Regions from separate parts of the Homo sapiens genome. Here region 2 is linked to region 1. A link is an interaction called in ENCODE POLR2A ChIA-PET data of the cell type or tissue named here. Cell type or tissue: A673. All regions are shown on one strand. Region 1 has its middle 16 kb from the start of ULBP3. Region 2 holds the start of ULBP1 (UL16 binding protein 1).

Region 1 (8,000 bases):
CGTTTCTGCCCGCGGTGACCCGCCCGGGGCCAGTCCCTCCCGGTGGGACATCCGCGGCAGCCGGGCGCCCCCTGTGAGGCATCAGGCTAGTGGGGACCCCAGCCTAGTAGTTCATCTACCTGAAGAGATAAAAGATCTTTACAGGAGAACTACAAAACACTGCTTAAAAAAAAAAAAAAATCAGACACAACACAAATGAAGGGAAAAAAATATTTCATGCTCATGGGTTGGAAGAATCAATATAGCTAAAATGGCCATACTTCCCAAAACAATGTATAGATGCAAAGGTATCACTATCAAAATACCAATATTGTTTTTCACAGAATTAAAACAATCTATTCTAAAATTTATTTGGAACCAAAAGGAAAAAAAAAAGTTCAAGCTGTCAAAACAATCCTGAGCAAAAAGGACATGTGGAGCTCGCACGGTTCCAACCCTCAGCCTAAAGTCAAGCCCAGAATAGATCAGCCTAAGCCCAGCCAAACCAAAGGTCCGGGAGAGAAAAGCAAATGCTAACTGTCTGTGACATTGAACTTCAAAGGGGCCTGTCACGTTATGTGGGTCATCCCAGCAACAATGAAGATATTTCTGTATCAGTCAGTCAGTAAATAATTATTGACAATGTGCTAGAAAGGTGGAGTGATTTGAGTAGATTTGCTCCCTATTCTCATAGAGATTACTTTCTAGAGGGGAAGACAGATGATGGATGAATAAATATAAATTATTCTATTACGTTGGTGCAGCAGTAATCTCGGTTTTTGCCATTAAAAGTAATGGCAATAAAAAGCAGGGAGGAGCCGGTGCTGCAGTTCATTAAAAGTAATGGCAAAAACTGTGATGACTTTGCACCAACCTGATAGAATAATTACGAGTGTGCAAAACACTGCAATGGGAAAGTTCCAAGAGCTAGAATCGCATCTAGCTTCCTGGAGTCAGGAGACAGGGGTTGGCAACCTAACCAAGGTTAAGTCCAAGTGATGGGGGCAGGCAGGGAGTGATATTTCAGTGGAGACTCCAAAGATAAATGGTAATTAGAAAAGTGAACCCAGACGATGAGAGAGGGAAGTGTTTCAGGCAGAGAGAATAGCGTGTGCAAAGGCCTATGTGGGGAGGATGTCGTGTGTTCATCGACCTGAGGGGTGCTCTGCAGGCTGGAACTGAGCAGGTTGAGAGGAGGATGGGGAGCCGGGGAAAGGCACCCCACGCAGAGGGCACAGCAGAGGCAGAGGCCCGGAGTCGGGCCTGAGCCTGTGTGGTTTGAAGAACTGACAGAGGCCTTTCTGGCAGGAAAGAGAGCAGGGCCGTGCTGGGCACTGTGGGCTGTGGATGGGAGCTGGCATTTATGCTCGAGTGATGGGAACGTGTTAGAAGATTTTAAGGAGGGCAGTAATATTTGGGGATAATGCGTATTCTGGGAATCTCAACAAACTAAATTCATAGTTTGAATGTTCATAAGACTTCTGCACAGGCAGAGAGAAATAAGATCATTTCTACAGCTGTGACATAAGATCATATTAAAAAATATTACTAAGTTTTTAAAGGTCATTTCAAATGGTGGATTTCTATCTTATATTTGAACACAAGTAGATTGCAAGGTTGGGGAAAGCAGAAAAGTTTCCTGACTTGTGTGAACATAAAAGAAATATCAATCTGAAAGCAAAACATTTATTCATTTACTTCCTCTGCAGTTTTCTTGACTGCTGAATTTCATAAGAAGGGATTGTTCATGAGGGTCATGGAGCTGGGGACCTGGGGAGGAGCTGGTGTTCTCCTAGTTTGAGGGTCGTGGAGCTGAAGACTCAGGGAGGAGCTGGTGCTGCTGTTCTAGTTTGAGTATCATGGAACTGGAGCACCGGGAAAGAACCCACTCATGTATTAGGGTAATAGATCTGGAGATCCGGATGGAGCTGGTGCTGCTGTTCTAGTTTGAGGGTTGAGGAGCTGGAGACCCAGGGAGGAGCTGATGCTACTGCTGTTCAAATCTGAGGGTAATGGAGCTGGAGCCTTGGGGAAGAGTGTTGCTGCCTTTCAGGTCTGAGAGTCATTGAACTGGGGCTCCAGGGAGGAGCTTGTGCTCCCGTTGTAGTTTGAGGGTCATAGAGCTGGAGACCCAGGGAGGAGCTGGTGATGCTGTTTTAGTTTGAGGGTTGTGGAGCTGAAGATCTAGGGAGGAGCTGATGCTGCTGTTCAAGTCTGAGGGTCCTGGAGCTGGAGGCCTGGGGAGGAGCTGGTGCTGTTGTTCTAGTTTGAGGGACATGGAGCTGGAAACCTGGGGAGGAGCCGGTGTTGATCTTCTTTGAGGGTCATGGAGCTGGAGATCCGAGGAGGAGCCGGTGTTGTTCTAGTTTGAGGGTCGTGGAGCCGGAGACCCGGGGAGGAGCTGGTACTGTTGTTCTGGTTTGAGTGTCGTGAAGCTGGAGACCTGGGGAGGAGCCAGTTTCGTTCTAATTTGGGAGTCGTGGAGCTGGAGACCCGGGGAGCAGTCGCTGTTTTTTTAGTTTGAGGGTCGTGAAGCTGCAGACCTAGGGAGGAGCGCTGTTGTTCTAGTTTAAGGATCGTGGAGCTGGAAACTCAGGGAGGAGCCGGTGTTGTTCTAGTTTTCAGGTCGTGGACCTGGAGACCTGGGGATGAGTGGTATTGTTCTTGTTTTAAGGTCATGGAGCTAGAGACCCAAGGAGGAGCCATTGTTTTTTTAGTTTTAGGGTCATGGAGCTGGAGACCCAAGGAGGAGCTGGTGTTGTTCCAGTTATAGAGTCGTGGAGCTGAAGACTCGAGGAGGAGCTTGTGTTGTACTAATTCGAACGTTGTGGAGCTGGAGATCCTGGGAGGAGCTGTGTTGCCCTTGTTTGAGGGTTGTGGAGCTACAGACCCAGGGAGGAGAAGTGTTGTTCTAGTTTGAGGATCATAGAGCTGGAGAACCAGGGAGGACCTGGTGTTGTTCTAGTTTGAGGATTGTGGAGCTGGAGACCTGGGGAGGAGCTGGTGCTGTTGTAGTGTGAGGTGCATGGAGTGGAGACCCAGAAATGAGCATTATTGTTTTAGTTTGAGAGTCATGGAGCTGGAGACCCAAGGAGGAGCTGGTGTTGCTGTTTAAATTTTAGTGTTATGGAACTGGAGAACCGGGGACGAGTTGGTGCTGCTGTTCTAGTGTGAGGGTCATGGAGCTGGAGACCTGGTGAGGAGCTGGTGCTTCTGTTGTTTAATTCAAAGGGTGGTGGAGCTGTAGACCAAGGGAGGGGCCGGTGTTTTTCTAGTTTGAGGCTTGTGGAGCTGGAGACTCAGGGAGGAGCTGGTGCTTCTGTTCTAGTGTGAGGGTTGTGGAGGTGAGGACCCAGGGAGGAACTTTGTTGTTCTAGTTTGAGGGTTGTGGAGCTTGAGACCCAGGAGGAGCTGGTGCTGCTGTGGTTTCAGGTTGAGGGTCATGGAGCTGGAGACCTAGGGAGGAGCTGTGCTGTTGTTCAATTCTGGGGGTCGTGGAGCTGGAGGGCGGGGAGGAGCTAGTTCTGGTGTTCTAGTGTGAGGATCGTGGAGCTGTAGACCCAGGCAGGAGCCAGTGCTGCTGTGTAGTTTGAGGATCGTGGAGCTGGAGACCTAGGGAGGAGCTGGTGCTACCACCATTTAAGTCAGAGGGTCATGGATCTGGAGGTTTAGAGGAGGAGTCCATGCTGCTGTTCAACTGTGGGTAGGATCCAGTGCTTCAGTTGAAGTCTGAGGGTTTGGGAGCTGGAGATCCAGGAAGGAGCCGATGCTGTTCTATTTTAAGGGTCGTGGAGCTGGAGACCCTAGGGAGAGGCTGGTGCCGCTGTTGTAGTTTGAGGGTCATGGAGCTGGAGACCCGGGTAGGAGCCGGTGCTGCTGCTGTTCATGTTTGAGGGTTGTATAGCTGGAAACCCAGGGAGAAGCCAGTACTATCGCTTTTAAAGTTTGAAGGTCATGGAGTCTGAGACCTGGGGAGGAGCCAGTGCTGCTCTTCAAAGGGCTCCTCCTCGGGTCTCCATTTCCACGACCTTCACACTAGAACAGCAGCAGCAGTTCCTCCCCGGGTCTCCAGCTCCATGACCCTCACACTAGCAGCACCGGCTGCACCTTGGGTCTCCAGATCCACCACCCTCAAACTAGAACGGCAGCAGCAGCTCCTCCCCGAGTCTCCAGATCCACAAGCCTCAAACTAGAACAGCAGCACTGGCTCCTCCCTGGGTCTCCAGCTCTATGACCCTCAGACTTGAGGAGCTGGAGACTCAGGGAGGAGCCAGTGCTGCTATTCTACTTTGAGGGTTGTGGAGCTGGAGACCCAACGTGCAGCTGCAGCTGCTCTTCTAGTTTGAGGGTCTTGGAGCTGGAGCCTTTCTGAGGACCTGGTGCTGCCTTTCAAGTCTGAGAGTCGTTAAGCTGGAGATCCAGGGAGGAACCAGTGTTGCTGTTGTAGTCTGAGGGTTGTGGAGCTGGAGACCAAGGTAGGTGCTGATGCTGCTGCAATTCAAGTTTGAGGGTGGTGAAGCTAGAGACCCAAGGAGGAGTCAGTGCTGCTGTTCCTGTCTGAGGGTTGTGGAGCTGGAGACCCGGGGAGAGGCTCGTGCTGCTGTTCTAGTTTGAGGGTCATGGAGCTGGAGATCCGGGGAAGAGCTGTTGCTGCCGTTCAAATCTGTGGGTCCTGGAGCTGGAGCCCTGGGGAGGAGCCGGTGCTGCCATTCATGTCTTAGGGTCATGGAGCTGGAAACCCAGGGAGGAGGCGATGCTGCTGTTCTAGTTTAAGGATCGTGGAGCTGAAGACCCGGACAGGAGCTGGTGCTACCGCTGTTTAAATCTGAAGGAAGGTCGTGGAGCTGGAGCCTTGGGGAGGTACCGGTGCTGCCTCTCAAGTCTGAGAGTCATTGAGCTGGAGATCCAGGGAGGAGCCGGTGCTGCTGTCATAGTTTGAGGATCGTGGAGCTGGAGATGGGAGGAGCTGGTGCTGCAGTTCAAGTTTGATGGCTGTGGAGCTGGAGACCTAGGGAGGAGCTGGTGCTACCACTGTGTAAGTCTGAGGGTCGTGGAGCTGGTGGCCCTGGGGAGGAGCAAGTGCTACAGTTGAGGGTCTACAGTTTTGAGGGTCAGGGAGCTGGAGACCCAGGGAGTAGCTGGTGCTGCTGTTTTAGTTTGAGGGTCTTGAAGCTGGAGCCTTGGGGAGGAGCCAGTGCTGCCTCTCAAGTCTGAGAATCATTGAGCTGGAGGGAAGCTGGTGCTGCTGTTGTAGTTTGAGGATCGTGGAGCTGTAGACCCGGGGAGGAGCTGGTTCCGCAGTTGAAGTTTGAGGGTCGGGGAGCTGGGGAGCTGGAGATCTTGGGAGGAGCCAGTGCTTCTGTTTAAGTCTGAGGGTCATGGAGCTAAACATGGAGCCAAATTTGGGGAAGTAGAGAGAGAGAGTCACAGGACGCCACTTGAAACTGTAGATGTAGCTGTACCCCAAGCAAGTTAAGCTTGGGAACTTCTCAATTCTAGTGATTAATACATTCTTTTTCCTCTTACACAGTTTGGATTTGTTTTCTGTCTCATGAGACGGAAAGACAATGATTAATACCCTTAAGAACTGAAAAGCTTAAAAAAACTAATGATGTTGGTAATAATAATAATAATAATAATCGGAATTAAACCATCATTATCCTGACTGACAGAGACGAAATTACACACACACTATATATATATTTTCAATCAGTTAGTAAAATAAAAAATGAATTGAAAAATAGACCCAAGCAAAGCTATAAAATCTTCTTTCATGGAGACGCAATGGAGGACAGAGATTAATCTGAGAGCTGCTGTTAATGGAGAAACTGAGAATTTACCATTTTTCCTGTGAGGTTTTGGTGCAGAATGATATTCTGTGAGTTCTGGCAGCTGAGTCACTTTGCACAGCCTGGTGATGCAGTTGGTGTCACAGAAAGACCCTGTCCCAGCTGATCCTGCCTCTCTGCTATGATGAGTGCGGCCTCTGATGCCCGACAACTGACTGTGTCTTGAGAGGAGACCAGGCCCATGAGCACAAGGGTATCCATCCATGGTGAGGTTCCATGGATGGAACACCATGGATGTTCCTGATGTTCCTTCCTGATGTGTATCTGCCATCTTGCTATTTAATGGATCTTTTTTATAATTGCCTTCTAAACATTGAACAGAAGAAAGTATTTATACAATATGGGTAGAATATCGACACGTTGGACACACAGGACCTCCACCAAGTTTAGGAAATAGAATCTGAAGAGACTTAACTTTGGATGCTCCCTGGAGGCCCCTCCTGAATCCCAGTCCCTTCCCTTGTACAGAGGGAGTCACTTTCTGCTTTAGTCTTTATTATTCCCATGCTTTTCTTCTTAGTACATTTCTTTCACCATGTATGTGTACATCCCTAAACAATATGCCATTTAGTTTTTGAACTTTCTGTTGTCTTTTTGAGACAGGGTCTTGCTCTGTTGCCTCAGCTGCAGTTTTTGAACTTTGATGTGAAGGAATTCTTTTGTGTGGCTGCAATGAGTCTGAGCATTTGCTTGATGTCTATTTTTGTCCTCCATTCTCTTCCTGAGACCCATCCACATTGACGTGATTCATTTTCATTGCTGCGTGATCTTGATCTCCCGTGGTATGAGGGGAACATGGGAAATGTCTTCATTTTCCTGTTGATGAGTGTTTGGCCAGGTTGGGGCCCTTAGGGCTGTGTTGCTAGAACGTTCTTGAGCATTTCTTTTGTACAGAAGTGCAAGTTTCTTCTGGTCTGTAGCTTTCAATTTTTAAAACTTCATCCCTGGTAAGACATGTAATTTTTCTCATAACCCACAACACACATCCTTTCATATACAAGTATACTAAAAAAAAAAAAACAAATTTACAACCATTCTTAGAAGGGGCTGAGTGTTCTTGTTGCTCTCCATTCTCCCCAACCCTTGCATTTATTGGGTTGTGGGGGTTTTGCCAGTCTAGTGGGTGTCATGTGATACCTCATCCTGTTAGGCTGAAACCCTCTTCATGTTTTTATTGGCCATTCCTTCACATTTCCTCTTCTGTGAAGGGCTGGTTCAACTCTTTTGCCCATTTTCCCTTTAGTTGTCTGAATTTTTGCCTTTTTCTTTTGTTATTATTATTTGAGATGGAGTCTCACTCTGTTGCTCAGGCTGGAGTGCAATGGCACGATCTTGGCTCACTGCCACCTCCGCCTTCCTGGTTCAAGTGATTCTCCTGCCTCAGCCTCCAGATTAGCTGGAATTACGGGTTGCATGTCAAACTCTCCCTTCTGGCTGGCAGCCTGTGCATCACTCACTCTTCATTTCTAGACCACCAGGAATTCGAATTCAAGCCTTAGCAAATCCAGAGGCCTCCAGCAGATCAGGATGACCCCATAGACTCAGCATCTCAGGAGCCTTAATCCCTTTGGCAATAATCCTATTGCTGGAATTTCTTAAAATGCTTTGCCATTTTCTCTTGTGCTACCTGATGGAAGAATTCCTGCCCTTAAAGTTTTAACTTATTGAAGAAGAAATCTCAACCAAAAGAACATTTTCTGTCATCTTCTTTGGTTGTGGAAAAACAGATGCTTCTCTAAACCATGATTTTGTTCTTCTAAAGCATTGCCACTGAAATACCATGGCCGACTTCAGAACACCAGGGATTCTTTTCATGTCGTGAATCAGAATTTTCTAATTTGTTCATAAGAAAATATATAGGCATGATTCTTTCCTTTGGTAATTTATCTGCTACTGATATTTAATTAAAAATATCTATTTTCTTTCTTTTTTTTTTTTTTTTTGAGAGGCGGAGTCTCACTCTGTGGCCCAGGCTGGAATGCAGTGGCGCGCGATCTCAGCTCACTGCAAGCTCCGCCTCCTGTGTTCCTGCCATTCTCCTGCCTCAGCCTCCCGAGTAGCTGGGACTACAGGCGCCCACCACCACGCCTGGCTAATTTTTTTGTATTTTTAGTCGAGACGGGGTTTCACCATGTTAGCCAGGATGGTCTCGATCTCCTTGAACCGGTGGTC
Region 2 (8,000 bases), 90 kb after region 1:
GTAGTAATGGGGATGGAAAATCCTGAAATAAGAGATCTCAAGCGGAGGCCGTCAACTGTCAGCAGGAAGGAGGGTGCAATGATGTAAATAATTAAAGAAGTCACAATGCCAGTGGGGGACCTCAGCCTTAAAAATGTATGCCCATGGCTCATAGAACAAAGGGGTCAAGGATCCAAAAGAAATGGAAACTCAACCCGGATACTGCTAGATATAAATAATTACAACAAACAAAGACAAAACGCAAGGATGGATGACCTGAAGGCTGAAAGGAGTCACCCTAGGAAATAACTGAGCTCCTTTGCCCAGCTTTGAGAACTGAGCCACATCTCAGACCCAGAGTCCATTGCTAGAAGGAGAGCCCAGAGGCCCTGGTGGGCTCCTTCAACCCCACAGCAACTGCAATGACTCCCTCAGCCTCCCCCAGAGAGCCAGATGGGCATTCACTCTGGTAACTGTATGCCATGAAATGGCAAATACCCAGACACTCCTAGTAGACACAGTGTGTGATCCAACCTCCTCCCAGGGACCTAAAGCATTAACTTGCTCCCCTATTACTCATGAGGTGCATTTAGGGCAAAGTAACAGATGGACACCTCTGTCAGGTCCAGCTTAGAGGGATGGGCTGGGTTCATAGACCCATTCGATGGTAATTTCACATTTCCTGGATTTCTACCGGGAATGGATAGTGTTTGTAGTTAATGTAGTAACTATTATAGGTTGTGCTGGTCATATGACCTCCCCTGTCACTACTTAACTCTGCTCTTGTAGCTGGGATGCAGCCATACACACCCTGTGATGAGGGGTGACGCTGGACCTACCAATACAGCTATTTGACCCTGGACTCCCTAAGATCCCAGAGGCATATGTGGTTGGAAAAGGTGCTATGTGGATTTCATGGCAATTGCCAACCGCAGAATCACAACAGGATCCCCTAGTGCTCAGAAGCAAGGCTGTGCCACTCACAGCAGTGAAATCCCCTCATTTAAAAGTGGCTCCTGCTGTGGTCCTGGGCCCCTGTGGAGATGGGCCTCCAGCTATGGGAGGGCAGTGACCACACAGCCTCAGAGCTGCCCATCACAGGGTGGGCTCCTCACCCTTTAGGTCATTAGGAATATAGGCCCCACAGTGAGAAGACACAGGTGGGTCTCCTGGGATGGGCAGGAGCAGGGCCACAGGGAACCAAGAAGCTGCACAAGCAGTTGGCCCCGATCCCCAGGACACTACATGGCTGCACCCCCTCACCCTTAGCTCACACCTGAGGCTTTAAGGAGGGTCCCTGATTGCCCTGAGGGACCTATGATGCCACCCAGCAGCAAAGGAGGGGCGCAGTAGGCCCAGAACCATAGGACCTCCATTCACATCCATCACATCCACACCACCCAGAAGCCACAGGCAGGGTAGGACACACTTGTGACTCTTCAACTTACACTACTTGGAGATGACACCCTAGGGGATGGGGCAGCAATTGCCAGGACACAGCATGTGCCCTCATCTGGGGTCAGCAACCTAGGACAGGGTCCACATCTGCTCTCCCTTTTATTTGCAGGTTACCATTGCCTGCTGTTGCTCTACAAAGGGACAGGACTTGACACACAGACAGAGAACTCACGGCCAGCAAGGACCAAAGTGCCTTCAGCCTTTCCTTTCTAGAAAGGGTTTGCTGACTCCTGTCTGCTTAGTGACTATTCTATATGACCCTGGCTCCCCAGTCGGAAGAACAGGCGGGTCTGGGACCCAAGGGCAGAAGTGGGCACCTCTACTCACCGGCGCTCCCAGGGTCATCGTGAGGGAAATGGGATTTCCCGTCCCCCCTGCATTAAGTTTTGTGGAAAGCCTGGGGTGTGTTTGCTGGGGTGTGTCCTCAGGCAAAAGGGGACAAGGTGCTAGTTGGTCGGGGGAGGTGCTAAGGGCCCCTTCATGGATGGGGAGGTGAGGGAGGCCTGTGTGGTGACAGGGGTGAGCTGAGATGGGGAGTGAAAGGATGCGACCTGGGTGGTGAAAGTGAATGGTGAGGGGAAGGGTAGCAAGTGTCTGGTGAGCCCCTGCGTGCAGGTGAGTGTCTGCAGCAAAGTGTAGGGGCGAAGTTCCAGGGCAGGGAGCCCTGGGGCTGCTGGAAGCTTTGTGTGGTGAACAGCAGGTCAGAGCAGAGCAGGGCTGTGGCTGATGGGGGAGTCTGTGATCGCGTCCCTGTGGAACTCCCCTTTACCCCTGTCCTGACCCCAGCTAGGGTTCGGGAATCTGGTTTCTCCTTCCCTAGGGCCAGTGGGGCTGCGGGTCTGCACCAGGGATCCCCGCCCTACCTTGCCCTCTGTAGCCTTTTGGTCCCTCCACCCTCCTGCAATTCCTTTTCAGCCTTCTTTGACACTCCCCCTGGACTGCGGTGCTAGCAGCAGCTGCAGGAAGCGGACTCGGCGGAAAGGAGCCCCGGAGGGGAACTGAGTGCCTTCAGCCAGGCACGTTCGGGGAGACAGCGATGTTCGGGGAGACCGCGATGTTCTGGGGGATCGCGATGTTCGGGGAGACCGCGATGTTCGGGGAGGCCGCGATGTTCGGGTAGACCGCGATGTTCTGGGGGATCGCGATGTTCGGGGAGACCGCGATGTTCGGGGAGGCCGCGATGTTCTGGGGGATCGCGATGTTCGGGGAGACCGCGATGTTCGGGGAGGCCGCGATGTTCGGGTAGACCGCGATATTCGGGGAGATCGCGCTGGTCCACCCAGAAGCCTCCTGGCCTATGGGGCAAGCAGCAGCCGCAGGAAGCGGACCCGGAGGAAAGGAGCCGCGGAGGGGAACTGAGTGCCTTCAGCCGGGCATGTTCGGCGAGATCGCGATGTTCGGGGAGATCGCAATGTTTCGGGGGATCGCAATGTACGGGGAGACGGCGATGTTCGGGGGTACCGCGATGTTCGGGGGGACCGCGATGTTCGGGGAGACCGCGTTACTCGGGGGGACGGCGATGTTCGGGGGGGATCACGATGTTCGGAGGGATCGCGATGTTGGGGTAGAACGCGATGTTCGGGGGCATCGCGCCGGTGCTACCAGAAGCCTCCTGGCCTGCGGGGCAAGCAGCAGCCGCAGGAATCAGACCCGGCGGAAAGGAGCCGCGGAGGGGAACTGAGTGCCTTCAGCCGGGCATGTTCGGCGAGATCGCGATGTTCGGTGAGATGGCAATGTTCGGGGAGATCGCGATTTTCGGGGAGACCGCGATGTTCGGGGAGATCGCGTTGCTCGGAGAGAGGGCGATGTTCGGAGAGGCCGCGATGTTCGGGGAGACCACGATGTTCGGGGAGACAGCACCGGTCCTTCCAGAAACCTCCTGGCCTGAGGGGCAAGCAGCAGCCGCAGGAAGCGGACCCGGCGGAAAGGAGCCACCGAGGGGAACTGAGTGCCTTCAGCTGGGCATGTCTGGGGAGATCACGATGTTCGGGGAGATCGCGATGTTCGGGGAGACAGCGATGTTCGGGGGCACCGCGATGTTCGGGGAGACCGCGACGTTCGGAGGGACCGCGACGTTCGGGGAGACCGCGATGTTCGTTCAGGGAGATCGCGCCGGTCCTTCCAGAAGCCTCCCCTCCTCTGAAACCCGCTGCAGTCCACAACCTCCCAGGTTTGGCCCCCGCCCTGCTTAGGCTACATCCCCGAACTCACCGACCCATCCTGCCCGGGACCAGCCAGACAGCAGGTGCAGAAGCGGGAGGCACAGAAGGAACGCGGGGCTGGCGGCCGCTGCCATTGTAGACCTGGAGCTCCGTGGACAGGAGGCGCTGATGGTTCCCTTCGAGGCTCACACCACGGCTGTTTATAAAGCTGCCCAGCCCGGCCCGCCGCGCGCAGGGATACACTGGGCGGGATCCTAGGCATGCACTTTTTTGGGGATGCTCCACCCCGTCACGCCCCGGGCTCGTCATCTGACAGCGGCCTGGCTGACGCAACTCTCCCCTCCGACCCGCCCCCGCGGCTTGGTGGCGGCGTGCGCGGGCCCCGAGCGGGCCAGGACGCCGTTCCTTCCGTTCCTTCCATGGCCCCATCAAATAATTTTTCAACACAGCATTTATCATTACCCCAGTGTAAACACTGATGCACAGGAAGATGAAGAAACTTGCATAGGAATACTCAGTGGCGGCGGTGTCTCCCTGTCACCGCCTGCGCCAGCGACACCCGCCCTCCCTCCGCCTGCAGTCGCGAAGTCCCCGCCCCTCTCCGTCCAGGGCGCAGCCGCTTCCCCATTCCGGAGCGAACCTTTTTTGCCTCTCCACTAAAAGCATGAGGTGGTCTTTGAGTATATTCTATATCCCTTTATGACTTCTGGAAAAAAAAAAAAAGAAAAGAAAGAAAGCCCTAGAGGGCTACCGTGATCAATCATGATGTGATCAGTTGTGTTTCCATGGAGAGCAGAAGCCGAGGGAAGAGTCTACGCATGCGTGGGGCTCACTTTGCTACACACCCTTCTGTGTCTAACAACACCCAAATCCGTGGCTGTATCTGCACCTCGGCTCAGTCCCTGGATGGTCCCTGCAGCCATCCTCAAAAGGGACGCCCGAGTGCATCCTCCTCTGAGTCACCATGAAACCATCTAGATCTGCGGGTAGAAGCCAGAGGGAGGTGGAGGGCCCAGTGGCTCTTGGCCGCAAGGGAGGGCTTAGCCTGCAGTAAGGACTGGGCAGAGCCCCTGAGTCCCACTTTGCCCCCAGCCACTCAGCCCATTCCCCAATGAATGAGAAAAATAGGCACAGACCTCCCACTCCACACAGTCTTCATGTGGGGAGACCTTCACCTGGTGACCATCAATCACCAGGGTCCTGAGGCTGTGGGAAAGGGGAGGAGGCCTGGACCAAGCCCAGGGCCTGACTATGCTTCAGGACAGGGACATGGGATGGCAGCCATCTCTGTGACTGAGCAGGGACACAGGAGCCAAAAGGTTCTGGCCTGATGCACTAGAGCCTCTGTCCAGGAGGGGCTACATGAAGGGTGGTCGGCAGGACAACAGTCACACGGGGGTGGGCAGTTCTCAGATTTGGGAGGGGAATAGCTTGGTGGGCCCAGGGATCTGTGTGTGAGAAAAGCCTCCCATGTACAGGGCTGGGGGCAGGAGCTCAGGTTAGTCCTAGGAGGAGGCCACTGGGAAGTCCCTGGCAGCACCACCCCTGAGGCCGGGTGACCTGGGCCAGTGACTGCGGGAACAGGAGGAAGGCAGAAGGAGGCTGGCAGGAGAGCCCCAAGCAGGACAGCCAGGTGACAGGAGGAGGGGCCTGTGTGCACACCTGGGCCCTCCTGCCTCACCCCTGCTGCAGGCATCCGGCCACTAGACTCAGGCCTGCCCAGGATGGGCATAGAAGTGGCCCAAAGGTTATTGTAATGGCCGGGATCTAGAGATCATGCATTCAGATATGGAAGTCAGCTCATATTGTGGCTGAATATTCCTGTGCAAGCTTCTTCAGCTTTCTGGGTGTGGATGTCCGCATGTGGAAAATGACAGATGCTATGAACACAGATGAAATGAGCAGATTCTACAAAGAACCCTATCCTTGCACATGCTAAGGACCCAGGGCAGGTCTCCTATTTCAGTTGTGAGCCCTGCCACCCTCCCTGAAGTCAGCAAATGCCAGGCCCACCCTGAGGAGAGCTGGAGCTCTGAGCCCAGGCCATGGCCTCTTCATGGCCCTGAGTGTGCTGTGAGGGGGTGGAAATGAAAACAAGACCCACCATCAGGATTCAGACACGTTTTTCAGACCTACAAAGGATGATTTTTCTCTCCGTCAGCTGGTGAGCCTGACATGATTTAAGGGTGGTTGGAGGCTGAGTGAACCAGTGAATGAATGAGACAGTTGTGGGAGTGAATGGGGCTCAGAGGAAAAGCACAGGTTCAGAGGGGAGCTGGAGTGGAGGTTGTAACCCCCAGGGTCCTGAGGGTGGCAGCATCGAGGTTGTAGACCTCATGGCTGGCACAAGTTGGTAATACTTTTTTTGTCTTTTTTTTTTTTTTTCTTGAGACTGAGTCTTACTCTGTTGCCCAGGCTGGAGTGAAGTGGGATGATCTCAGTTCAGTGCAACCGCCTCCTCCAGGGTTGAAGCGATTCTTTTAACTCAGCCTCCCAAGTAGCTAGGATTACAGGGCCTGCCACTGTGCCCAACTAATTTTTGCAATTTTAGTAGAGACAGGTCTCACCATGTTGGCTAGGCTGGTCTTATAAACTCCTGGCCTCAGGTGATCCACCTGCCTCAGCCTCCCATAGTGCTGGGATTACAGGTGTGAGCCACTGAAACTGGCCAAGACTTGGAAATTTGTATGCCCACCTGGGTGTCCACAAAGATTTTCCAAGGAAGAGTAACTTGGTTTTCAACCAGTCTGGGGGTGCTTCAACAGGATAGAATCTTCTAGAAAAACATAGCATAATGATGGACAGCATAATGATAGACTTCAGCTGGTTTGACTGAGCCTAGAGTGCACCAGGGCCAAACGAATCTTGCCTTTTTTTTTTTTTTTTAGACAGAGTCTCTCACTGTCGCAGGGGCTGGTGTGCAGTTGTGCAATGTCGGCTCGCTGCAACCTCCGCCTCCCAGGTTCAAGAGATCCTCCTGCCTCAGCCTCCCCAGTAGCTAGGATTACAGGTGCCAGCCAACACACCCGGCTAATTTTTTTGTATTTTTAGTAGGGACGGGGTTTCATTATGTTGGCCAGGCTGGTCTTGAACTCCTGACTTCGTGATCTGCCCGCCTCAGACTCCCAAAGTGCTGGGATTACAGGCATGAGCCACAGTACCCAGCCGAAAATCTGTGCTTTAAACAAATAAGGAACGAGTCTGAAAGTGGGAATGGAAATGGGAAAAGATAAGGGGGCCAGGAGGAAAGAGAAGGAGAAGAGAAAGGTTGGGGTCTGAAAGGGAACAAGAATCCAGACATTTCTGGACCCATGGCCTGGAGTTGCAAGTGGGCGGGGTGGGGCCACTGGAGCTGTGACAGCCTTGAGGGCCGGGGTGACTCACACAGGGACCCTCTGCTTCCTCCAAGCATATCACACCCTGGGCTCCAGGTCTCCAGTGGCACAGGTGCTGGCGCAGAGTTGGGTGTTTGCCTCCAGCCTCTACTCCTGCTACCAGGCTGGTCCGGAGTGGGTCGGATCAGTGAGTTCCAGGCTGGACCCTAAGCAGGGGTCGTGGGCCAACATGGGAGATCTTGGACTGCAGGGGTGGGGGGTCAGGAGGAAGGGAGGCTTCTGGAAGTTTCTAAAGGTCTCCCTGGAATTTAATGTGGCATTGCTAGCTGGAGCCAGCTTGGCATGGGGAGAGAGATGTGGGACTGATGAAAAGCGTGCAGCCTGATTTAAAGCCAAACCCTGAGCCCTTTCCAAGAACAATAAAGCATATTGTAGTCGCTAAAAGAAACGAACGAACAAATAAAGTAGCCTTTCTTGGTAGATACCTTCCATTTTTAAGCTTTACATTTAACATTGCCTTTTGAAAATAGTGTATATTATTTGATATTTTAAAATCCAACCTGGGAGTTTCACTGATTTATGTGATGAGTTTAGCAATTCAGCTTTATTGTAATTATTACTGTTTAGGATTTAGCTATGCCATCTTTTTTGTTTGTTTGTTTTAAGATATGGGATCTCCCTCTGTTGCCCAGGCTGGAGTGCAATGGCGTGGTCATAGCTCACTGCAGCCTCTAACTCCTGGGCTCAGGCCATCTTACTGCCTCAGCCTCCGAGTAGCCAGGACTACAAGCATGCGCCACCCACTGGGCTAATTTTCTATATTTGTCTGTAGAGATGGGGTCTGCCTATATTGCCCAGGCTGGTCTTGAACTCCTGAGCTCAAGCGATCCTCCCACCTCAGCCTCCCAAAGTGCAGGGATTACAGGCATGAGCCACTGTGCCTGGTCCACATGTATTTATTGTGTTTTTTAATGCTGGCATTTCCCCTCCATACCTGTGTTCCATTTAGTATACTGAGGGTTTTTTTCTGTTGGTTTAAAAGTTATACATTCTAGTTTTCTTCTCA

What was found. ChIA-PET counts read pairs that join two places held together with the same protein. Peaks named below come from ENCODE experiments on the same cell type or tissue, not always from the same donor. Only the 100,000 strongest peaks of a DNase experiment are listed, where the experiment ranks them.
Region 2: POLR2A ChIA-PET joins it to region 1 with 7 read pairs; 2 of 35 experiments call an interaction of 5 or more read pairs at or near these places.

The regions. Positions count from the first base shown.
Region 1 is chr6:150,049,591-150,057,590 of GRCh38, reverse strand. No RefSeq gene overlaps it. Among named protein-coding and RNA genes, the nearest start is that of ULBP3, 16 kb to the left of the region's middle. In A673, no CTCF peak of the experiment used is centred here; no DNase peak of the experiment used is centred here; H3K27me3 peaks cover 6,275 bases.
Region 2 is chr6:149,959,783-149,967,782 of GRCh38, reverse strand. It overlaps ULBP1 (UL16 binding protein 1), which reads right to left and starts at 3,840. Exons shown (of 5, transcript NM_025218.4): 1 at 3,649-3,840. The coding sequence starts at 3,733. RefSeq lists enhancers at 1,884-2,423, 2,965-3,504. In A673, CTCF peaks have their summits at 3,551, 3,756 and 5,898; DNase peaks (open chromatin) are centred at 3,882, 4,402 and 5,912; H3K4me3 peaks cover 2,129 bases; H3K27ac peaks cover 991 bases; H3K27me3 peaks cover 1,826 bases.